2 separate regions of the Mus musculus genome follow, and region 2 is linked to region 1. The links are chromatin loops, found by intact Hi-C in ENCODE. Cell type or tissue: left cerebral cortex. All regions are shown on one strand. Links, peaks and the distances in the headings refer to the core of each region. The heading gives the core; the rest is flanking DNA.

Region 1 (11,485 bases), core at 2,294-10,293:
AGAATGTAGGTGTCGGGCTCCCCAGACAGAGAAGAGGGAGCCCTGCTACAAAAATGGAGTCAGTCCTCCATCTTACTCGGAGGTCACAAGAGCTGTCCAGACACAGAGAATGTGGACCTTCAGCAGCAGGGCCCAGCACTGCATTGTGACGTACTTTTGATGCCCCAGAATGAGAAGATATTTGGACATGGGTGAAAACTGATAGGATATTTCTCCACTGCCAGTGATATAAGCCAATTTAAGCCAGATTAGTTTATATTAAAGGCAGGTTTATTGGGAAGTGCTCTTGAGCAAGGACCAAATTTGGACCAAGGACCAAATTGCCATGGGGAAATGGGGTGGGGGGGGTAGGAGAAGGAAAGAGAAAGAAAGAGAGAGAAAAAGGTTTGCTTGCACAGAGAGAAGAGAAGAGAGAGAGAGAAAAAGACCAAAATGTTTGGATTATATAAGAAGGAGCCTCTGGGGGAAAGGCTGCTCAGACCCTGGGCTGGAAAGTTCAGGGTTGGGGACAATATATGCCAGGTAGGGAGAATCTGGAGGCCAGGTCTGCTTTGGTAAAATATGCACCTCAGTTCCTTATCCCCGGTTAGAAATAAAGAAGACATTGAAAATAAAACTCACCCGTCTCAACATACATCCTCAGAGAATCATACTCCATTCAACATCCTAGACCTGGACTCAGTGATCTTTTGTGACTTCTGCCTTTTCTAGGAGTTGCCTTTCTCAATAAACAGTCTCAAATATCCCATCCAACAGTTTCTATCTCCCTGACCTGTCAGGACAAGGACCAGAAGCCACCAGATAAACCTTAGACTTTCCAGGAAAGAACTGAATTGCTTGCCTCTAAGAACCAGCTCTCTCCCTCTCCTTCTCCCTCTCCCTTACCTCTCTTTCATTTGTGTGTGTGTGTGTGTGTGTGTGTGTGTGTGTGTGTGTGTGTGTGTGTGTGACTGCAGATGTCCAGAGGTGAGGCAGATCAGCTACAGTTTTGTAAGATTCTAAAGTTTGTCTAAGTGAAGCTCTGATCTTATTAAACCAATCACTTGCAAAGACTTGAGCACTGAGTGGGTACACCTTGCAAGTGGCCAGGAGTGGCCAACGTTTACTACTTCCTGGCGAGGCAATTCTTCTAGACTGAGATTGAATCAAGTGTCAGCCTTCAGCATGGTACAGAAAGGAAGGTGAATGTAGGAAACTAAAGATCTGCAGAAAAGCTTTTGGTTAGTGGGAAAAACCAGAAACTACACTCATGGAGTGACTTGTGGCTGGCTTGCTGCCAAAACTCCTTTCTTGCACCCATTATGAACTGCGTGGTGCTGTCTCAGAACTCACTGTACACTTACCTGGAAGGGGAAGCACATGATTGTCTCCACGATTATTCTCAGACTTGGCTCTACAGGTTGCAAATAAAATTTCTAGGCATCAAATAAAATGCATAGGCATCACTTCAGATCAAATAAATCAATCCCTGGGCAAGAAGTCCAGAGACAGGGGGCTGGGAAGGTGCAGCTTTCCAGGTAGTTCTGACGCACAGTGAGGGTTGAGAGCCACTGAAATAGACTGAGATGAGAAAGATGCTAAGGGGACAAGAGGGGAGGGGGGAATGACAGATGAGACAGACAGAGCAAATTTGCCCATGTTCACACTGGGGAGTGCTGGACTGTGAAGAAGCAGAGGCTACAGTGGGCCTGTCACTGGATTGCTTATAACAATGCTAAACTATGACTGCAAGTAAGGAATCAAAATTCAAGGACTCCCAAAATGTAACCAGGATAAGACAAGCTGGTACCTGAATAATATACTTTGTTACGTACTTTTATCAAGCCCAAAGAATTCACAGGATGAAAACGGACTCAAGGTAGTTCAAAGCTAGGAAGTTTTGTGGTGGAGACATAAAGGGAAGTTTCAAGGCTCCCAGGATGCTGGCTAGACAGACACACAGAACCAGAAGCCAGCCACTTCTTCATGGCTGAGGTCACACCTCACACAGCTTGCTCTTGCTCACTTGTTCACGTCCAACTCTGCTCCTCTCACAGGTCAGTTTGATTTTTTCGTGCCACCTAGCTTGCTCTGGCTGTGCACTCTGTCTAAGGTCCAATGTGAGTGCTCCAACCCTGGCTGATTATCACACATAAGGTCCAGAGCCAGCACCGAATGGCCATTGTTATGTCATCTTCAGGTCAAAGTTTCAAGAGAAAAGATTTTGGTCACCAGTCAAGCAAAGGATGGGTGATCCATGCTCCTCCGATCTGCTGTATGGGACAAGGGGTGGACTGTAGTGGAACATGGTGTGTTATTTACAGGCTGAACATTCTAGTAGACCCTTGCAAGAGCAGGATCTTGTGTATGATCAATAGGTAAGGTAGACAATTAATTATATCTAATATACACACATATAATAACTATAACATTTTTTCTTTCCTATCTATCTCCCAAAAGATGAGATGGGGAGAGAGAGAGTTAAAAGAATGTGTCCTATCTGGTCTCAGACCTACGTCTAAGAAAGAACTCCATGACCTAAAGGCAGTTCACCAACCTTCCTCTGCAGTCATGAATCATATCTCATGAGCCATCTTACCCTGATAGTGGCTTGAATACAATTGGCCCTCATGGATTCATATATTTGAATGCTTAGGGAGTGACATTAGGTTGTGCGGCCTTGCTGAAAGTGTGTCCTTCTCCAGCACCCTGCTTCCTGCCATGATGACAATGGACTAATCTCCAAAACTGTAAGCCAGCCCCAATTAAATGTTTTCCTTATAAGAGTTGCCATGCCAAAACAAAGTCAATGAGATGATAACCAATAATATTCAGCTATACTCTCAGATTGATGCCTAACTCAGTTGTCAGAGAGGTTTCATCCAGCAACTGATGGAATCAGATGCAGAGACCCACCACCAACAAACATTAGGTGGAGTTCAAAAATTCGTGCTGAAGAGGGGGCTGTGAGGATCAGAGGAGCCAGAGGGTCAAGGAATTCCACAAGAAAACCCACAAAATCAACAAACCTGGACTCATAGGGGCTCACTGAGATTTAATTAATAATCAGGGAGCCTGCATGGGTCTAACCTAGGCCCTCAGGATATCTGTTATAGTTGTGTGGTGTGGTGTTTTTGTGGGACTCCTAACAGAAGGAGCAGGGACTATTTCTGATGCTTTTGCCTGCTTTTGGGTCCCTTGTCCTCGTGCTTGGTTGCCTCGCCCAGCCTTAATATGAGAGGAGGTGCCTAATCTTAGTGAAACTTGATGTGCCACGTTTGGTTGATATCCCTGGGAGGTCTGCCCTTTTCTGAAGAGAAACAGGGGAGTGGATGGGGAGGGAGGAGGTGGAAGGGAGAAGGAGGAGGTGAGGGACAGAGGGGTAAGGTTAGCTCAGATCCATTCTCTGTAGGCTGGCTGTGAAACTGTAACAGACTTGAACCTCTCCTGCCAGGCATGTGCATCTTTTGGCATTGCAACAGTGTTATCATTTATGATGTTCATGCTTAAGAACCACGTGATCAAGCTCCAAGGGGAAAAAAATCTCACACACACACACACACACTCATAATAAGATTTTGTGTTGGCCTGGCCACGAGTGAGGATTTGAGCCTGTACCAGACAGAATCATTTGCAAACTTTGCAGTCATCGTGCTACGGCAGCGGTTTGACAGTTCAGTCGACAGCTCTGAAGCAAAGTTCTTGGCACTGACATGACAGTCTTCCACTGAAACTCAGAAATGTGAAGCTTCACTGAGTTTTATGTTCATGACAATGGTGGAATGTGTTAAGTCTCAAAACCCCCCAAATGGTGGGTAAATTCATGCATAGCCCAGCATTGGCTGTTGCCATGAAGAACTGGGCATTCTTAGGCATGAGCCATCTCCCAGGTAAGTTCAGGTGCACTGAGGCAGGAGCAGGGGTGGTTTGGGAGGTCCTGTCTATAAAGTAGCCAACACAAGCATCCCTATGCTCCCCCAGACTATGGGCCTGCTGAGTCTCAGTCTCTCTCTCTCTCTCTCTCTCTCTCTCTCTCTCTCTCTCTCTCTCTCTCCCTCCTTTCCTTTCCCCCCTCCTTTATATGCACTGGCTGGGAGGAGGCAAGAAGCACCTACAATGTATGTTGCTTTTTTTTCATGTAATGTGTGAAGGCCACAGCAGTGGCCCCAGTCCAGCCTTGTAATAGCAGTGTGTATTCATTTCTTTTAGAGCCTCTTACAGAGTCAGCTGCGTTAGCTTTTGGCCCAAGTACAGCTATTGGAGATTCTGTCTCGTTACAAAGGAAAGAGACAAATACTTGCATTTTTACTGACAAACCAAAACACCTTTGAACCAAAAGGGTGATTTATCTGGGCTGAAAATAAAACCCGTGCCTACTGAAGTCTTGTGCAGCTGACTTATCACTATTTTGGTCCTATAATTTGTTTTATAAGGTAGTAATTAGCAGGGCAAAGTCTGTTGCCAGGAAAGTAAATCACATTTTGCTGTTTTCTTCTTTTCTAACAAGACACAGACCTTGTCTTCAGTTAAAGAGCAGTTGCAAGGGCACCAGCAAGAAGGGCAGAGATCAGATAGTGGTGGAACCTGCAGGGGAGGGCTCAGAAAGATGACGGGGACGGGGACGGTGGGGGGGGGGGAGGATTCCTCGGGTAAATCTCTGGAAAAAGAAACGGTTTCCAGTCTTGTCCTTTTATCTTGTCTTTTTTCTCGGCTCTGTGTTTCTTCCCTGGCTATAGCCAAGTGGCACAAACGCTATAAACACTCTTACAAAGAGAACTTCTCTCTCTCTCTCTCCTTTACAGATGCCCCAACCGCCCCTTCTCCGTGGCTTCTTCGTTTCAGTGGTCCTTGGCTCTGGCCTTTGCTATGTGGCTTATTGTCACTCACCCCTCGCCTTCCTTTTCCAGCTCACCCTCTTTCGCCTGGCCTCAGGCTCTCTTCAATCCTTTCTCTCTCTCTCCTCTCAGCCCCATCCCATTCCTGGAGGTATCTGGACTGGTAGAGACTCTGGCTTCTCCTTCCTTCTGGATCTCTCTGAAATGTTTCTGTGAGGGGTGGGGAAATGTCAAGAAGGATTGGCCTGGCGGGTGTGGCTAGTAATGCACTGAAACCAGAACCCAGAGCCTGACGTCACCGGACCCCGCCTGTCAATCTCGGGCAGGCGCGCAGCTCGCAGCTCGCAGCCTGCCATCTCTGCCACTGCCTCTCACTCGCAGCGAAGGTGGCTCAGCGACAGGCGACCAGTACTTTCCTCTTTGACGCGGGGCAGCCTTCTGCAGGCAGCTGCTCGGACCGCGCAGGGAGGATAGCCAGGCACACAGCCGCGGAGCGCATGACCAGAGACTCCCGGGATCCCTGACTCCCCAGGTGAGCAGCGGGCTCCTAAGGGTACTTTGAGCTTCTGGGGAAGGCGAGGGGGTAAAAGGCAGTCCTGGAGTGAGTCCGTCCAGGAGTCAAAGAATTGGAGCAAGGCTTGACCACTGCACCTTAGCAGATTCCCCCCTTAGCCTTTCAATCCCCAGTTCCAGACCTGGGGTCTCTGGCTCTCAAACTTCTCTTTCAGGACCGCGGACAGCGGCTTTGCCCAGCTCAGGCTTGCAAAGAGATGACTCTCTAGGTTGATTTGTTTTAGGGTGTTCATGCATGCTAGTGCGTAGTGGAATCTATCTATGCACCTCTGCCAAAGCTCAGAAACCCCGTATATTCCGTTCATTCATTCACTCAACAGGTGCTTATTTATTGGGGTTCTCACTTTTCCCCCACTTCCCCCACTGCGCTCCGTGCGTGTTCCTGAGGTGAGATAAGCAATTTAAGTGAAGCAGTTAGAGCGGGGAAAGTTCATCGGTAGCTTGGGCAGTGCACCTGACAATCTGCGGTCCCTTTTGTGCAGGGAGCAACATCTAGCGGCGATGAACGCTAGCGCCGCCGCGCTCAACGAGTCCCAAGTGGTGGCAGTAGCGGCCGAGGGAGCGGCAGCTGCGGCTACAGCAGCAGGGGCACCGGACACCGGCGAATGGGGACCCCCAGCAGCATCCGCAGCGCTGGGAGGCGGCGGCGGACCTAACGGGTCACTGGAGCTGTCTTCTCAGCTGCCAGCAGGGCCCTCGGGACTACTGCTTTCGGCAGTGAATCCCTGGGATGTGCTGCTGTGCGTGTCGGGAACTGTGATCGCAGGCGAAAATGCGCTGGTGGTGGCGCTCATCGCGTCCACTCCCGCGCTGCGCACGCCCATGTTTGTGCTCGTGGGTAGTCTGGCCACTGCTGACCTGTTGGCGGGCTGTGGCCTCATCTTACACTTCGTGTTCCAGTACGTGGTGCCCTCGGAGACTGTGAGCCTGCTCATGGTGGGCTTCCTGGTGGCGTCCTTTGCCGCCTCAGTCAGCAGCCTGCTTGCTATCACAGTTGACCGTTACCTGTCTTTGTACAACGCGCTCACCTACTACTCGCGCCGGACCCTGTTGGGCGTGCACCTCTTGCTAGCAGCCACCTGGACAGTGTCCCTCGGGTTGGGGTTGCTGCCTGTTCTAGGCTGGAACTGCTTGGCCGACCGCACGTCCTGCAGCGTGGTGCGCCCCCTGACACGCAGCCATGTGGCGTTGCTCTCTACTTCCTTCTTCGTGGTCTTTGGCATCATGCTGCACTTGTACGTGCGCATCTGCCAGGTGGTCTGGCGCCACGCCCACCAGATCGCTTTGCAACAGCATTGCCTAGCACCGCCCCACTTAGCAGCCACCAGAAAGGGAGTGGGAACTTTGGCCGTGGTGCTAGGCACTTTTGGGGCCAGCTGGCTGCCCTTCGCCATCTATTGTGTGGTGGGTAGCCAAGAGGACCCGGCCATCTACACTTATGCCACCCTGTTGCCTGCCACCTATAACTCCATGATCAATCCCATCATCTATGCCTTCCGCAACCAGGAGATCCAGCGTGCCTTGTGGCTCCTGTTCTGTGGCTGTTTCCAATCCAAAGTGCCCTTCCGCTCCAGGTCCCCCAGTGAGGTCTGAAGGGCTCCTCGTGTTCCCTCACAAACACCACAAACCCAACATGCCAGCCTTTGGTGAGCGTCAAGGTGCCTGCTGATGAACTCTTGAGGTGTCAGTGGTGCAAATCTGACTCTGCTGGAGCAAAGGGACTGAACGTGAACGCAACGAACTGACTCAGACAAAGAGGCTTGTTGGCATTTTACATATACAGTGTATACATGTGTACATATATATACAAATCTTTGTATCTTCTGAGGTGTTCAGGACCTGGAGCTTCCTGTTCTGTGAAAACCAAACAAAATGTGGTTGTATACTCAATCGTACATCACATTTGTCAAGTGAAGACATTCCAATACTGCTTAATAATAGCACTTTATTTTTAGCTGCTGAAATGCCAAGACAGTGTTGCCATCCCCAAGAGCAGGAGAAAGGGAGTCTAAGATGTATTTTTGTTGTATGTGATAGAGTATTTTGCTGCACATGCATCGTAAACTACAACATATTTTGTACACAAATAAACACATTATAAAAATATAATCTTGGCTATGTGGTGGATTTTGGAATTAATTGGAAGCTGAATTGTGAGTGTGTTTGTAAAAAGTCTATTACATATCTATCATCTCCTTCCAGGGATAGCCACATGAAATACCAGATCCGGATCATGGGGTAGGGTAGAGTCATGGAGGGAGTAGCATTCACATATGGCATTCCCAGAACATGAAAAGGCCTGGTTGTTACTGTGCAAGCTAATGTGCTCCCTTGGAGACCAGGTTGGGAGAACATGTTTCAGAGGTCAAAACAATTCAAGTCACATAGGTACAGCTGTAAACTCTGAAGCCACAACTTCCCAGTGAAGCTTTACAAATATGGCAAGGTTATCAACATGGCTTGTTCAGACTGTTGCTAGCCAGGTCTGGTAGCCAGGTATAGTGCCTAATAAAATGAATAGAATTCTACTAAAGAAGGATTCCCAGATCTTCACGAGTTAACTGAAGTGTGTCCCTATGTCCCTTCTACAGAACATCATCTTCCAAACATGCATTAAGACCTTAAACAAGCAAACATTCCTCTTTATCAATAGGTCATGAGAATCAATGCTAAATGGGGCAGGGCTACTGTGAGCCCATATGAAGAAATATGTCCACAAACACATACATATTTGGGAGGTTAAGGAAATATGCACATGTGCATTTGTGCATGGATTTTGTATTTATTGGGTGCTTATTGTATGTTGGGCACAATTCTGAGCCTGGGGATATGGAAATAAAATTAAAAACAAGAAAAAAAATCCCTCCATATTCATGGCATTATATTCTAGTGGCGCGACTGGCCTGAAAGTACCTAGTTTTATTTTGAGATAAATGCCTAGGAAAAAGATAAAGGGGCGGGGGGGGGGAGACAGCGGAGTGTGCTCCAGTGGTGGGGGGTAACGGGGGAGTTGCTGGGGGAGGTAGCATTTAGGAGGTAACCGAAATGGAATGTGGTGTGAGAGGTGTTAGAATGTAAGGGGACAGCTTTCTGGGCCAAGGGAGCAGCAAATGCAGAGGTTTCAGGCCAGGATGTAACTGTCAAGTTCAAAGAGACCCAAGGTGAACAGCTGTATGAACTGAGCAGGGGTGGGGAAGGTCCAAGGGCAGCGTGGGCAGGGCTGAGAGGTGGCATCTTCTCCTTTAAACGTTTTGGAGGACCCTGGTTTTTCACTGAGTGGTAAGACAGCGATTCAATGCCACTTGTATTTTTTAAAGAATTACTCAGAGTGGGGATGGAGGGCAGAGAAATGGGGAGAGAGGAGGGGGTCCCAAATACAAACCTGATATTTGGTAAATTAACCAAAAACAAACAAACAAAACACAAAATAAAACAAAAAAAAAACAACAACAAAAGAACAACCTAAAAATTCCTTTGGTTGTTCCACTGAAAATTAAGTCAGGTGGTGCTTTAAGTGCACCCACCAACAAGGGAATAGTTCTTGTCATATCAAAAGATCCTGCAAGAAACAACCAATATAGCAAAGAATAAGCATAGTTACCACCATCATCACCACCACCACCACCAACAACAACAAAGTTTTAAAACAAAAAGAGTATTCACAGCCAGGAGTGATGACACATAGCTTTAGTCTCAGCACTTGGGAAGCAGAGGCAGGCAGATTTCTGAGTTTGAGACCAACCTGGTCTACAGAGTGAGCTCCAGGGTGGCCAGAGTTACACAGAGAAACCTTGTCTCAAAAAAAAAAAAAAAAAGAAAAGAAAAGAAGAGAAGAGAAGAGAAGAGAAGAGAAGAGAAGAGAAGAGAAGAGAAAAGAAAAGAAAAGAAAAGAAAAGAAAAGAAAAGAAGAGAGAAGGAAGGAAGGAAAGAAAGAGGGAAAGAAAGGAAAGAAAAGAAATTGTCTCTAGAGTTAGACTAGAGACAGCAGATGGACGCCCATGGCTGTACTCCCCTGAAAATGATGGTAGCTTTAGGCACAGAAGCAATGGTAAAAATGGTGAATCATGGTTCTGGAAATATAGTAAGGTATAGATGAGGCATGAGAGAAAACTTTACATTGAGCCAGAGAGCAAATGGGCACCACTGATATCAAAGAAACAATAAGGAGGGGAGCCATGCTACATATGATGATTGTCTGTCAACTTGACCAGACATTCAGTTATGCAGATAACTGGTCAAACATTCTGAGTAACGTTTTACTGAAGAGGATTTGGGGTGAGACTAACATCTAGATGGGTAGACAGTGAATGAAGCTGACACCCTTATGTATGCAGACACCTCAGTCAGTCACAGCATGGCCTGTCTTCTGACTCCATTGCTAACACTGGGGCTTTCTGGCTCTCCTGCAGATGGCCTTGAGACAGAAACCACGCCAGGTTCCTCAGGTCCCAAGTGCACTAACCTGCTCTGCACATTCTGGGTGTGCTAGTTCCCACAGTCACACAGGTCCCTTCCCTATAATAAATTCCTCACACTTGTATGCCCATCTGTTCTCATATCTCATGCCCAGTGTGTCAACAAAGCCTACTGACTTCCCTTCTTAGGGTGCACACATCTTGTTGGTTCTTTAGTCCGTGTCCTTGGAAAACCCCAATCCAGGAAGGGCAGGAGCTTTAAAATTATTTCTGGACTCCCAAATAGAGAGCACATGTGGCAATTTGTCTATTTCATAAACACTCCTATAGCACTTTCTATAAATCAGTCATTGATCTAAACATGTGACAAATATCTAAATTAATCACTGCACCAATTCTGGATTGATGAACTCCCAGCAAGAAACAAATAGCATGGTCTAACCAAGGAATGAAGTGGGGTTTAATAATGGGTCTCTTTCTAAAGGTGAAAATGGTCAAATAAATCCAACAAAGGTTCCAAGGCTCCTTCCCCCACCCCCCACCCCCCGCCACAGCTCACTAACAGAGCTGCCAAGGGAATGAAAAGAAAGCAGATTCTAGATCCAAGAGAAAGTGCTGTAGAGTAGGGGCCTCTGTCATGTGAACCTTAGAAAGAAAGGCAGACCCTATCAACCCAGAGTCAAATATGGAGAGAGCTGGGACAGTTAATTACTGGGTCACCATCTCTTGGCTCCATCTCTTGACAATGACTTTTATTAATTAAACTTTACCAGAACACAGAGAGCAAGAAAGACAACCAGCTCTGATGTAAGGCACAAAGTCCGTTTCCCTGGAGTAGTTGAGGTGGAATGAAACAGATCTGCAAATGAGAACAGAACAGTTATCACCATCACTGTGAGATAGGTACTTGGTTTATGCCCACTTTACAGATGAGGAAATGGAGGCACAGAAAGGTTACCTATACATGTCAGGAGTTTGGGAGCTGACAAAAATATGGAACTTACCAACATAATGATGGTATTTAAGTTATAGGTCTGGATAGGGTCGTCTTGGGAGTATCTGTTGTGTGAGTTTCCCAGAGGAGATGAGAAAAAATGTTTACTCCATCCAGATAGGGCACTAATGAGAGACCCTAAGAAATGATTCCATTAAAGTCTAACTAAGAAAAACAATAGTTTATTGGCTTACTCGTGGGAGTGTGGGTGAGGGGTTACTTATAGGCCCATCGGCATAGGTTACAACTCACAAAAGCTGTTCCTCAACCTGCATGTAGATTGACAGGCCAGGAAAGTCTCCTACTCTTAGTAGCCTTTTCTACTTATATAACCTCAGAGATAGAGGGACCTTATGAACCTTGAAAGTTTCAGGAACTTCCTGAGACTTGGGAGTTGTTTGCTGGCTGAGTCTTAAGGACCCACCCTCCAAGATGGAAAGTTTCATTGTGGAGGACACCACTATATAAAACTGTTGGACCGAAAAGAGGGTCAAGGACCAAAGTGTTCATAAACCAAAAGACAGGGAGGGTCAAACAAAGGGAGGAGAGAGAGGTAAGAAGAAACAGAGTTCTCCCAAGAAAGAAGGAAACCATGCCCCAGGAAGGAGTTGTTAGCAAAGGAGTAAAATAGGGTCTTAAGAAATGATTTGAAATCTTATTATGGGCTGCTGCTGAACTCACTCCTCAGG
Region 2 (11,485 bases), core at 1,542-9,541, 74 kb before region 1:
TTTTTTTTTTTTTTTTTAGTTTTTAGTTTTTCAAGACAGGGTTTCTCTGTATAGCTGTGGCTGTCCTGGAACTCACTTTGTAGACCAGGCTGGCCTCGAACTCAGAAATCCGCCTGCTTCTGCCTCCCGAGTGCTGCGATTAAAGGCATGCACCACCATGCCCGGCTCAAAAAAAAATCTTTAAAAAAAGAGAGACTTAGTGTCAGAGTTGAGTGTTGACATCAGAGAATAGAACTGTTGCTGGGTGGTGGTGGTGGCGGCGGCGGCACACGCCTTTAATCCCAGCACTTGGGAGACAGAGGCAGACGGATTTCTGAATTCGAGGCCAGCCTGGTCTACAAAGTGAGTTCCAGGACAGCCAGGGCTATACAGAAAAATCCTGTCTCGGGGAAAAACAAAACAAAACAAAACTGTTGATGTTGGAATACTGTTTGTTGTTGGGAAATACACACACACACACACACACACACAGAGAGAGAGAGAGAGGGGGGGGGAGACAGACAGACAGACAGAAGTAAATAAATGATATAGATGATATATAGATGATAGGGATAATAGAGATAGATGAGTGTGTGTATGTGATATTACATCTTGTATGCACATATGTGTATATAAATGATATAGATGATATATAGATGATAGGGATAATAGAGATAGATGAGTGTGTGTATGTGGTATTACATCTTGTATGCACATATGTGTATATACATTAATAATTGAGGATTAGTACTTAGCATGAGTTGGCTTTAACTGGGATATTATAATTTTGTTAATCATTGGAAATTCTATGTTAACATTATTTCTGTTCAAAACTAGGGTCCTTACACAGGACAGAGGTTTATAGCTGCTGTAATAATACATGACTTCCTTCCAAAACTGGAACATAAAAGGTCACCCACTTGATCTTCGGTTGGATTTTTCCCTCTGGGGACCCTTTCTGGAAGCCAGTGCTGTACTGTGGCATACCTCGGCTCCAAGGCAGAGCCACACTGTGATGCTCAACTGCTAATTGTCTCAGATGAGCCCAACTATCAAGTTATCTCTGCTGGATCCCTGCCATATGAATAAAGACACTTCCAGATGTTTTCAGTCCCAGATGTTTGAGACCTGCCAACCTTTTAGACTCTTATCTCAGGGCCCCCAGAATTCTGGAAACATGCCACCCTGTTGGTCCTTATGCTTAGTGTTTGACCCACAAAACAGTTGAATATAATCCTGTGGCTGTTAACTTTACGCTATGTACTTGGGGTAGTGCTTCTTTTTTTCTTCTAGCCAGCAATAGTAACTAGAACATTGTGTCTTCAGCACTGAATAATGACCAGCTGCTTAAAACTCTTTTTTATATTTTGAGTGAGCCTATATATTGCCAAGACTATTATATTGAAAATCTATATAAAAACTCTGTTGTCATGGGGATGGAGAGACGGCTCAATGGTTAAGAACACTTGTTGCTTTTGAAGAGGACCAGAGTTTAGTTCCTAGCACCCAAGTCCGGTGATTCACAACCACTTTTAAGTCCACTTCTAGGGAATTTGATGCCTTCTTAACACCTCTATGGGAACTCACACACAAGTGTATATACATGCACAGAGATGCACACACATACATTTGGAATTAGATAGTCATAATTCTGTGGACTGTTAAGTAATGAAAGAGCATTGATTTTTTTTTTTAGCATAAAACTTATGGTTACTTAGAACACAGGAAAAAATGTATGGCAATTGCTTGTTCTGCAAAACACATCTTTTTATTCTCAGTGAATTTCAAGACTTCAGTCAAAGGTATTCAGGCATTAATTTCGATGGCTAAGTTGTCACCTCTTGCCTCCAACTCAATGCTCTACACTCCTCTGATTCCAGATCTTTTGAGGAAGGGGCATAAGGGACAGGGAAAAATACTAGCTCTATCTGCTGCTGTCCTGCCTTGGTTTCATGTCTGTTTGGCAGGCATGCTTGGGTCCTCATGGGTCACGTGTATCACACGCTTGAGGGTTTGTAAGAGGTTTCCCTCAGCATAATTACATCAAATAAAAGTGCAGTCCTGTGGCTACCACACCCTTGCAATCCACCTGTGTTACAGAAGCCACTAGGCTTCCTACCAGTTCCATCTTTGCACAGATATTTTCCTTCTGGATAGGGGCCAGAACAAACTTAGCTCTCCTCTGTGGCATCCACTTGGCTGCAGGCAATTCTCGCATCTTTAGCCTAATAAAGAGGTGGTGGTGGGGCATCAGTAAGTGCCTCCTTTCTTTGCCCTGCTAACTCTAACCCGTCCTCCTTTTCTGTTCACAGTGGGTTCAAAATGCAATGTTAAAGCAAACGGCCAGAGAAAAGAGGCCTCTCTCCTAGCACAGCACTGGGTCTTTCTGTACCTTGGGTGTTGGGTGGATAGACTGGTGTGGGATATAGATAAAGGTGACAGAAGCAGGCGACAGGGGCAAAATGCTGGGGTTGGGGTATTTGGAGCACTGACCATGGGTAGGGGGGAAGCAGGTTTGAGAGCCACTGTTCTTTAGTCCTGATAAGTAGACAATAAGAAAAATTCTTACATTCTGATTAAACAATTATGGGCTGTTCTCTGCAAAAGAATTAAATGCAGTTATTTAAAATCCAAAGACCACTTAGTAGGAAGTAATTATTGATATATATTTTATGATATGTTGCTAAAAGAAACTGAAACCATGTAACACCACATTTGTAAGACACATACTGTGTTTTTAAAAAGCACGGAAAAGAATCATTAGAATATTCACCATCTCATCCTTCCCCCAGAGAGATGGAGTCCTGGGTGATTTCTCTTCTTCACTGTGCTTTTTATGGTTTTTAAATTTCTATGATGAGCAAATTACTTTGATATAATAAATACAAAAGATTGCTTCTAAAATATGAAATTGTCTGTGGGTGTGTGGCCCACACACCCACCCCCTCATGCAAATATTCTTTTTCCATGTTAACTTTGAGTTTTAGGAAGGGAATAGCAGAGCTATTCTCCTTCCATGCAAATGAAGGAGCAGAACTGAAAGACTGGTGCCAAACTCCGAAGCCAACAAGAGGTGGCAATGAGCGTTCAGCATCAGGAAGGCCACGGAGCTCATGTTAGGTAGCATCCTTCGCATGAGTTCCCAGAAGAGTCGCTGAAGCTGTGAGCTGCACTGGGCTCACACCTTCGAACCACATGACGGCATTCATAAAGCCTTACTGATGCCTGGGAAGCAAGACTTTAAAACCGTCACTGATTAGGGAGCAGGGGGAGAGGGGAGGGGGTAGGGGATTTTCAGAGGGGAAACTAGGAAAGGGGATAACATTTGAAATGTAAATTAAAAATATCTAATAAAAAATAATTTAAAAAAACCAACAGTGACTCCAATGTGCAGCATGTGTTAGGAATATCTGCTCAAGAGGAGAGCTCACGGACAAGCCCGACTTTTCTGTCTTCCAGAATCTTCTCTGGGACTTCCCAAGTCTTTACCTCTGCCATGGCTATGAAAGCAAATGCTTCTAAGACTGTAAACTAGAACTGGCGTCAGAGGAGGCAGAGATTGGGGTTCTGGGCAATGTTCTAATCGAATAACCCCAGCAAGAGGTTCATGCTCACCTTAGAATCTTAGAGCTAAGGTCTTTACATGTGTAGTGAGGCTGAGATCGAGTCGTGCTGGGTTATGATAGACCTTAAAGCCAGTGATGGGTGACAAGGAAGAAGGACCCATGAAGGTGGATGCAGAAGCGAGAGTGACTCATCGTCAAGCTGGAGAAAATACAATCAGGCACCTTCCTGTCGCTGTGACCAAACCTGCTAGAAAATATTGAAGGAAAAAGGATTGAGTTTGGCTCTTGAGTTCAAAGGGCTCAGTCCCATGGCAGGGAAGACCCAGCAGGGCCCCTCACTCTAAAACAAGGCAGGCCAGGGAAGCTGCCTTTCTCCTTTGCCCCCTTCGACTCTGTCTATCCCCACCCATGGTATAGTTCTGTTTAGACTCAGGGAGGGCACTTCCCCCTCAGTTAACTCCCTTTGGTTGAGCCTGAGCCACTCTCCTAGACGCACCCAGAGGTGTAGGTCAGTGTCCTTGGTGATTCTAAACTCTTGTCAAGTTGACAAGGAAAATCAAATATGACCAACACCAAAGTATTCTCCTCCCAGATACTGACAGTTGTCAGAAGCTTCTCCCTGCCTGAGAGCAGCATGGAGATTCACTGGGGAAAGGAAACTTACCACCCACCTCCCACCCTGCCTGCTTACCTCCCTCTGCCTCTCCGCCCTGCTAAAAGCTGGAACTGGAAACCTTCATGAGCCTGCAGATGCCAGAACAAACTGGGAACCACCTCAAGCTGGCTCTCTCTGACTCTAAGACTCTGAAGTGTCTATACCCTTCCTCTGGTCATGCTAATATTCCTGGCTCTTTGTTAAGACGCCATTAATGGCAGGGCAGCTTGAGAGAAGTGTATGTTCCAAAGAGAGTTGCTTCTCCTCCGTGTGACAGACATGACACATTTTATTAAAACTTCTTTTTTTTTTCATACTAATGTATTTTTGCCAACAGAACTCAGTTCCCACTACAAACCTGTAAGGACTAAGGAAATAAATTTTATTCAATTTTTCAGAGCCAAAAATGGAAGGATAAAAGATGTCACATTGCATCCCCTTTGAACTAAGTGATTAAGGCAGCCTTAGAAAACGGGCAGAGGCCCTTTCTGGATTTTACTGTAGAAGTGGCTGAACCTCTCCATCTGAGGGGAGGGCACCCCTCCACACAGCTCTTTCCTGGACCTCAAAGGACTCCCCATGAGTACCCAGTGTTGCTTGTACCCACCAGAAAACAAAAACACATCTTAGATAATATGTCAATTTTCTTCCAATTATGTACACACAGGACCTATTTGATCAGCAAGGCAGGGGGGAACCCACTATACATTTTGTTCTGTTGCTTTTCCTGGCTCAGTTGGGAGACCTTTCTTATTAGCTTCACTCTCCTGGTAACTAATGAGCCTTGCCGGTCTTTGAAAGGCAATTACTTCTAAGTAAAACAAGGCACTTCTCACAAAGTCAAGAAAAGCTGCACATACTATAAACAAGCCACATTGTGAGTAGGAGTTTGCTGTTTCTACTTCAGTCTAAAAACCATCAGGAGTCTGTTTAGCAGCAACAGGGAGAACTGAGGAGGGCCTGTGTACGTGGCCATTGGCTTCATCCTCTGGCGTTCCAGTGAGGAGCGCCAACTGCACGAACCACATTCTGTCTAATGGAATTGATGATTCTTATATGACATGGATCTAGGAAAGGAACTGCAGAGTCCTTCAGAAACCCTACAGGGGAGGTAACTGGGAAACCTGAGATGAGACAGAGCAGAAGCCCAATACAAAAGCAGGTGTGAGGCCAGGAGGACCCAGGGAACTGCAGTACAGCTAACACCTCTCTTCTCCACTGACAGGCACAAGAGTAGAAATAGTAAAACAAGTAGGGCATGACCCAGTGAATGAAAAACCTAAGGGAGAGTCCTCAGGGAAAGAGAAGTGTCTCAGAATAGAATAGAATAGAATAGAATAGAATAGACCAGACAATAGAAGATGCTGGTGGGCCTGCTGGCAATCTCAGCAGGAGCCTGAGTTGGGAGATCTGTGTGGGCTGCAAGACCTTGTCAGGAAAAAAGTCAGAGGGCAGGGGGCAAGAAGTCTGATGGAAACTGCTTGAGAAAGTGAAGCCTGGGTCACTTGCCCATGGCAAGGAGCTGAAGAGCCACCCCTCAGCAGTATCCAGAAAAGCTGCGGCACAGCACAGGAGAGCAAAGTGCTCCCTGAGAGGGAAGACTGAACCTCTTTGTCTCCTACCTCTGGGATTCTGGTAGCAGGGATAGCCCTCAGGCAGGAGGCTGCTGGGCTTTCTCTGGAGAAAAGAACTAGTACCAGGGCAAAGGTATCCAGATAATGACAGGTGGGGATCTGAAGGGAGGGAAAGAAAGAGAGAGAGAGAGAGAGAGAGAGAGAGAGAGAGAGAGAGAGAGAGAGAGAGAGAGAGGGGAAGAGGGAGGGAGAGGAGGGGGGAGGAAAGAAGAAGGGAGGGAGGGAGAGAGGAAGGGAAGGAAAGCTCCTGAATCACCCTACAAGTCGCTACCCTAAGCCCACGTATTGGGAGCACCTTAAACCTGGCCCCCACGTGCGCAGTGTACATTAATTTTCAATTTAATGAGTAGCCCAAGTGTCTGCTACTACACGTGTGTACACACCCCCCCACACACACACACACATACACAGAGCACATGTCAAAATAGACAGCAAGAAACCAACTCAGCAGAATAAGAAAATAAATAACAAAATAAAGTGCATGCAAACCTCGTGGGTCATAGCCATGGTGAGTGAAAGCGTCTTCGAGAAGTTTACTGTTAGGAAAGAAAACCAGGGCAACAGGGGCTCTTCTTTTGTTGCTACCCAGCCCATTGAAGTGGACTCAGACGAAGGAGGGAGAGGAGAAAGAAGAGGAAGAAGAAGAGGAAGGGGAAAGGGAAGAGGAAAGAATGTTGGCAGAACATTCTAAATGGGGTATTAAAATATACTAAGAATGGAAGGTCAGGTTTGCTGGCATGCCCTTGATCGCAGCACTCAGGAGGCAGAGGCAGGAGGATCTTTGTGAGTTCAAGGACAGCCTGGTCTGCATAGTGTGTACAAGCCAAAAAAAAAAAAAAAAAAAGAATAGAAACAAACAATTAAATTTATTAATGATATTGAACTAAGTGGAAAATGACATCTGTGGGAACTTCTGATTCTTTGTGGTAAGCTCTTAGGGTAAGCCCTGCAGGCTGTGCAGGAAGGAGCACAAGGTGGCTGTCTTAGTTAGGGTTTTACTGCTGAGAGCAGACACCATGACCAAGGCAAGTCTTATAAAAACAACATTTAATTGGGGCTGGCTTACAGGTTCAGAAGTTCAGTCCATTATCATCAAGGTGGGAGCATGGCAGTATCCAGGCAGGCATGGCACAGGCAGAGCTGAGAGTTCTACATCTTCACCCAAAGGCTGCTAGTGGAAGACTGACTTCCGGGCAACTAGGGTGAGGGTCTTAAGCCCACACCCACAATGACACACCTACTCCAACAAGGCCACATCTCCAAATGGTGCCACTCTCTGGTCCAAGAATATACAAATCATCACAGTGGCTTAGAGAGATTTTCCTGGAGACTAGACCTACCTATTATCTGCCTTTCCTCTGCTGGCCTCTAGGAGAGAGGAGTCTTGTCTAATGAGGCACTGGGGTTTAGATGCTTGGCCCAGAATGGCCCTTGCCTGCTAGCTTCCAGACCTTAGCCACAGTCTCTAACTCAATCTCACTCAGAGATAAGTATTCTTGCCTTTACCTTGTCATCTTATCTTATAGTTCCCTCCCTTTCCACCCCCTTTTTGAGAAAGGGTCTATTATAGCCCAGACTGGCCTTAGCTCCCCAGGTAGCCAAGGGTAGCCTTGAACTTCTGATCTCCTTCCTCTGGCCCCCAAGTGCCAAGATTATAGACATTTACCACCACACCCACTGTATGGGGTGCTGAATTTCAAAGCCAGAGCTTCATGCATGCCAGACAAACACATTACCAATCGAGCTACATCCCGGCTTAATCTTTTCTCTCTTTATTTTTAACATTGTTCCAAGCTAAGCTACAAAGTATGGCATTTGGGACCTTTTCAGAAACCCCAATTATGTGTTTGAAACGCTAAATATAACTCAGAATTGTTGGAGCAAAGGCTATGTAGAGAGTACAGTGAGAAAAATTGTATCAGAAAACACCAGGAGATAGGAGATGCTACCTTCCCCAGGAGAGGGTGGAACAGGAGCAACAGTACCCCTTGCAACCCTACTAAGCGCTTTGTTCCATTATGCAGTTAGAAGGATGGGTTGGAGAATTGCTACCAAAGGCAGGGGACAGACTAGGATGTGGCCAGGACCTTAACAAGGATCAAGGCAGGGGAGGGATGGAGTTCAGTTGGGGCTAACAGTGGAATTGTAGGTTTGGAAGAGACGATGAAGGACATAGGAGCTGAGGGTGACCCCTCCGTTTCTGACTCAGAAACTGCATAGAAAAAACTCTTTCCTCGGGGATCCTGCAGCTTTTCTGGATGTCGCACAGTGGCACAGCCAAGGGACAAGGTCACCAGGACACCAACTTGGAATCCGGGTTTCTGCTACCCCACTGACTGCCTCCTGGCGGAAGCTCCCCAGTCCCAATACAATCTTCAATTTGTATTTAACCAGTGTTTCCATGAGTGTTTCCATGAGCCATAATTTTTTTTAAGCAGAATTTCAGCATGACCAATATGTCCTTGAAAACACATTTCTTCATAGAAGGTTGGTCCTCAGTGTTTCTGTGGTGACACTGTTGCCAGTCAGCAGTGTCCTTCTTTCTACAATTGAGACATCATCTGTGGAGGAGATTCGCATACACGGACGGGTCTCATCCTGTTCAGTTGCTACTATGAGGTTGGGAAATGTGGATTTGCAAACCAATTCAGTCTGTTGGCTTTCTAGTTTAAGGAGCAATTGTTCTCTGTGTCATCTACTTACCTGCTACAACGTGAATTAATGAAAAATGTTTCCTCTGTTGTAATCTACCATGATTGCTATTCATTTTGATGCCCAAATGGTCTCAGACTTGGACAACGGAATCACTTTTGGGTGTCTCTTGTATTCTGGAAATATAATCCCATCGACGGAGGGACCTTTATTTTAAAAATGAGATATTCTTTAGCTTTGCTGCTGCCCATCCATTGGATCAGATCTGTCTCCAAGTCCTGGTTCGTTCTGGTGAGAAAGGGTGTGCAGAGAGAAAGATGTGCTCATGGCTCCGGGGTGTCATGGCTATGTCAGTGTCCAGAGCCAAGAGTGGCCACTAATCCCGGGATTCAGTTTCTCTTTCCTGAGAAATCCTTAATCCTCTAAAACATAAAACCATTTGCTTTTGTGCTAAGTCCCACGATAACAATGTACAAAATAATTCCAGAATTGCTGTGCACGGACTCCCACTTCAGATCTATTGTCTATTAACCCAATCACAGTTGAGGAGCAGAACAACAGAGGCTGGGTGTTTTCTTTAAAAGAGTTATTTAGTTATTTAGATTTGAGAGCACAGTGCTAAGACATCTGCTTGGCTCTGGTGAGGGCTGACGGCTATATCACAGAGTGGTGAATGTGATCGCGGGAGCACGTATGAGAGGGGGATCGCATGGAGAGGCGGGAAGCCAGAGAGTCAGGAGCCAACCTTGCTCATTTTATGCAATTCCCTCTCCTGGGGACAAACTCATTCTTCAAGAAAAGCGACAATCCATTCTGAGGGCGATTTCTTCCATGACTTGATCACCGTACACGATGCCTCCTCTCCTCTCCAACACATGTGCCTTTGGGAGACACACTCAAAACAGACCCAACCCACATGCTCATCATGTTAGACTTCAGTTTCTGTTTGTGGCTAACAGGATGGTGTCTCTCTGTAGTGCTGGTGCTCAGAAGGCTAAGGCAGAAGATTATAAGTTTAAGCCAACTAGAGCTACTGTCAGACCCTGTCTCAAAGAAAACAAGAGACAGGGACACAGCTTAGTGGTAGAGTGCATCCCGAGTATGTACAAAGCCCTGGGCTCTATCCCCATCAATATAAAAAAAGTAAAAAAAAAATTTGTATATCTTTTTTACACGTTTTAAGATTATTCAACATTTATTTTACTGAGTATTCATTGTACTGAGACCTTGAGGTCTAATTTTTTTATGAAATTGGAGACTAAATAATAAAGCATTAATTATTATTATTATTATTATTATTATTATGATTATTAAGTTTACAACATGGTAAAGTATATAATTTTGCTAAAACACTGGTTAATAACTATTTTCAGTTTAATAGTGGCATAAGACATTAAGATGTTGACAAATGTGTATGTTTAAAAAGGTGATATACTACTTAAATATTTGTGAGGAATTAATAATTTATACTGATCTCCCTATAAAAAGGGCATAAAGTAGGGCATTCAAAATTACCTGCATTTGTCTCTAATTTTTTCCTCAATGTGATTATATTATTTTTTGAAACTCATTTGCTTTTGTTTAAATTCAACTTCCATTGGCATTCACATGCATGTTTATAAGTAAGCAAACTATTAGAACATTTCTAAAAAATCAAAATTAGATTAAATATTATGGACTGAGAAGTTTGACTCCATCCTACATCTTCCTTTCCACCTTTCCAGTGTTGGTAACTGATTTCGCTAGCTTCTCATTATCCTTTCTGCATCTCTGTTTGAAAGACACATCCGCACACCACAGACAGGCCCTAAGTGATACAGGTCAGAGGTTGAGGGTTGAGACCGGTCACTCTTGACAGAGCCGTGAGCCTTGGAGACAAGGAAAAATACATACAAAGAAAGAGACAAACCAAACACAAGGCTTCCCGTGACAGAAGCTGAGTTTAATGACAATCAAGAATCGTCTTCTGCCCTCCCCTGGTCATTCCCCTATTGCTTGAGTACCAAGAAGACATGATGTGATGCCCAGGGAAAGGGCGGGACCTGTGCAATCAGACTTGCTGTCTAACCCTGTGACTGGGCAAGTTAGTTATCTTGCTGTGAAGAACACATAGTAGCATCTGCCTAGTTAGTTGTTTAAGAAATTAAAAGTGCTTAATAAAGCACTTGCTATACTTTACATGTTAGTTCTGTTTAAACACAGGACCCCCCCTCCCCCAGCTACATTTTAATTTTAGGCGAACAAATACTTTATACCATAAATATATGCAAACTTTGGTGTAAACTTGCACAATATTATCTTAAACATACAAAATTATCTTATTGTTTTTCTGTAATCCAGAGATTAGAAAGGTTTGGGTTATGAATACTACCTTTTTGCCTATTATTTTTCCCTTACAAAACTGCATGGAGACTTAGTTGTTCAGAGGAAACAGTATTGTCCTGTTCATTGCCTTGAGACCATCAGTGAACTCTGAGTGAGTGGCTCCTGGAGAAAGGACTGGAATGGCTAACTGCGTACCCAGAGCACCAGACTCTCTTTTTGCCAATAGCTTCAACCTCCCTACCACTGCTGGCTAAAGCTGCTAATGAGCAGTAAAATCGACCGGTCTCACCTCTTCTCCTAGCAAGGGCTCGCCTCTAGGGGAAGTGCTAATGAGCCCTGACACAGCATCAGCAGGAGATCAAGGAGGAGAAGGAAGAGTCCTGAATTATCCACTCACTGTCACTGAATATTCTAGAACCAGTAACTAGACTAGACCTGCCATCCTCGCTCCGCCTTCCATAGGCTCAGACCAGAAAGGCATTCAGTGACTCACATTGATTTGCCCAATTGTGGGAAGGAAGGAGACTCTCTCTTCAGAGTCCCTCTCCTTGCCTGTCCCTCCTTATCAGTCTTCTTTCTCTAGCCCAGCAGGTTGGATAATGGCTATTTGAGAAATGTTGAGCATATTGGAAATATACAAAATAACAGAATTAAAACCATGAAGGTTGGAAAGG

The links. Peaks named below come from ENCODE experiments on the same cell type or tissue, not always from the same donor. Only the 100,000 strongest peaks of a DNase experiment are listed, where the experiment ranks them.
Region 2: it touches region 1 in a loop (2.2-fold over the local background); 4 of 42 quality-filtered maps call a loop at or near these places.

What each region holds. Positions count from the first base shown.
Region 1 is chr10:41,065,988-41,077,472 of GRCm38, reverse strand. It overlaps Gpr6 (G protein-coupled receptor 6), which reads left to right and starts at 5,183. Exons shown (of 2, transcript NM_199058.2): 1 at 5,183-5,346; 2 at 5,870-7,496. The coding sequence starts at 5,889. The coding sequence ends at 6,980. In left cerebral cortex, for the core only: CTCF peaks have their summits at 5,031 and 5,894; DNase peaks (open chromatin) are centred at 5,120, 5,988 and 6,590; H3K4me3 peaks cover 1,859 bases; H3K27ac peaks cover 233 bases.
Region 2 is chr10:41,139,109-41,150,593 of GRCm38, reverse strand. No RefSeq gene overlaps it. Among named protein-coding and RNA genes, the nearest start is that of Gm32411, 6.7 kb to the right of the region's middle. In left cerebral cortex, for the core only: no CTCF peak of the experiment used is centred there; DNase peaks (open chromatin) are centred at 3,071, 3,680, 4,256 and 5,106.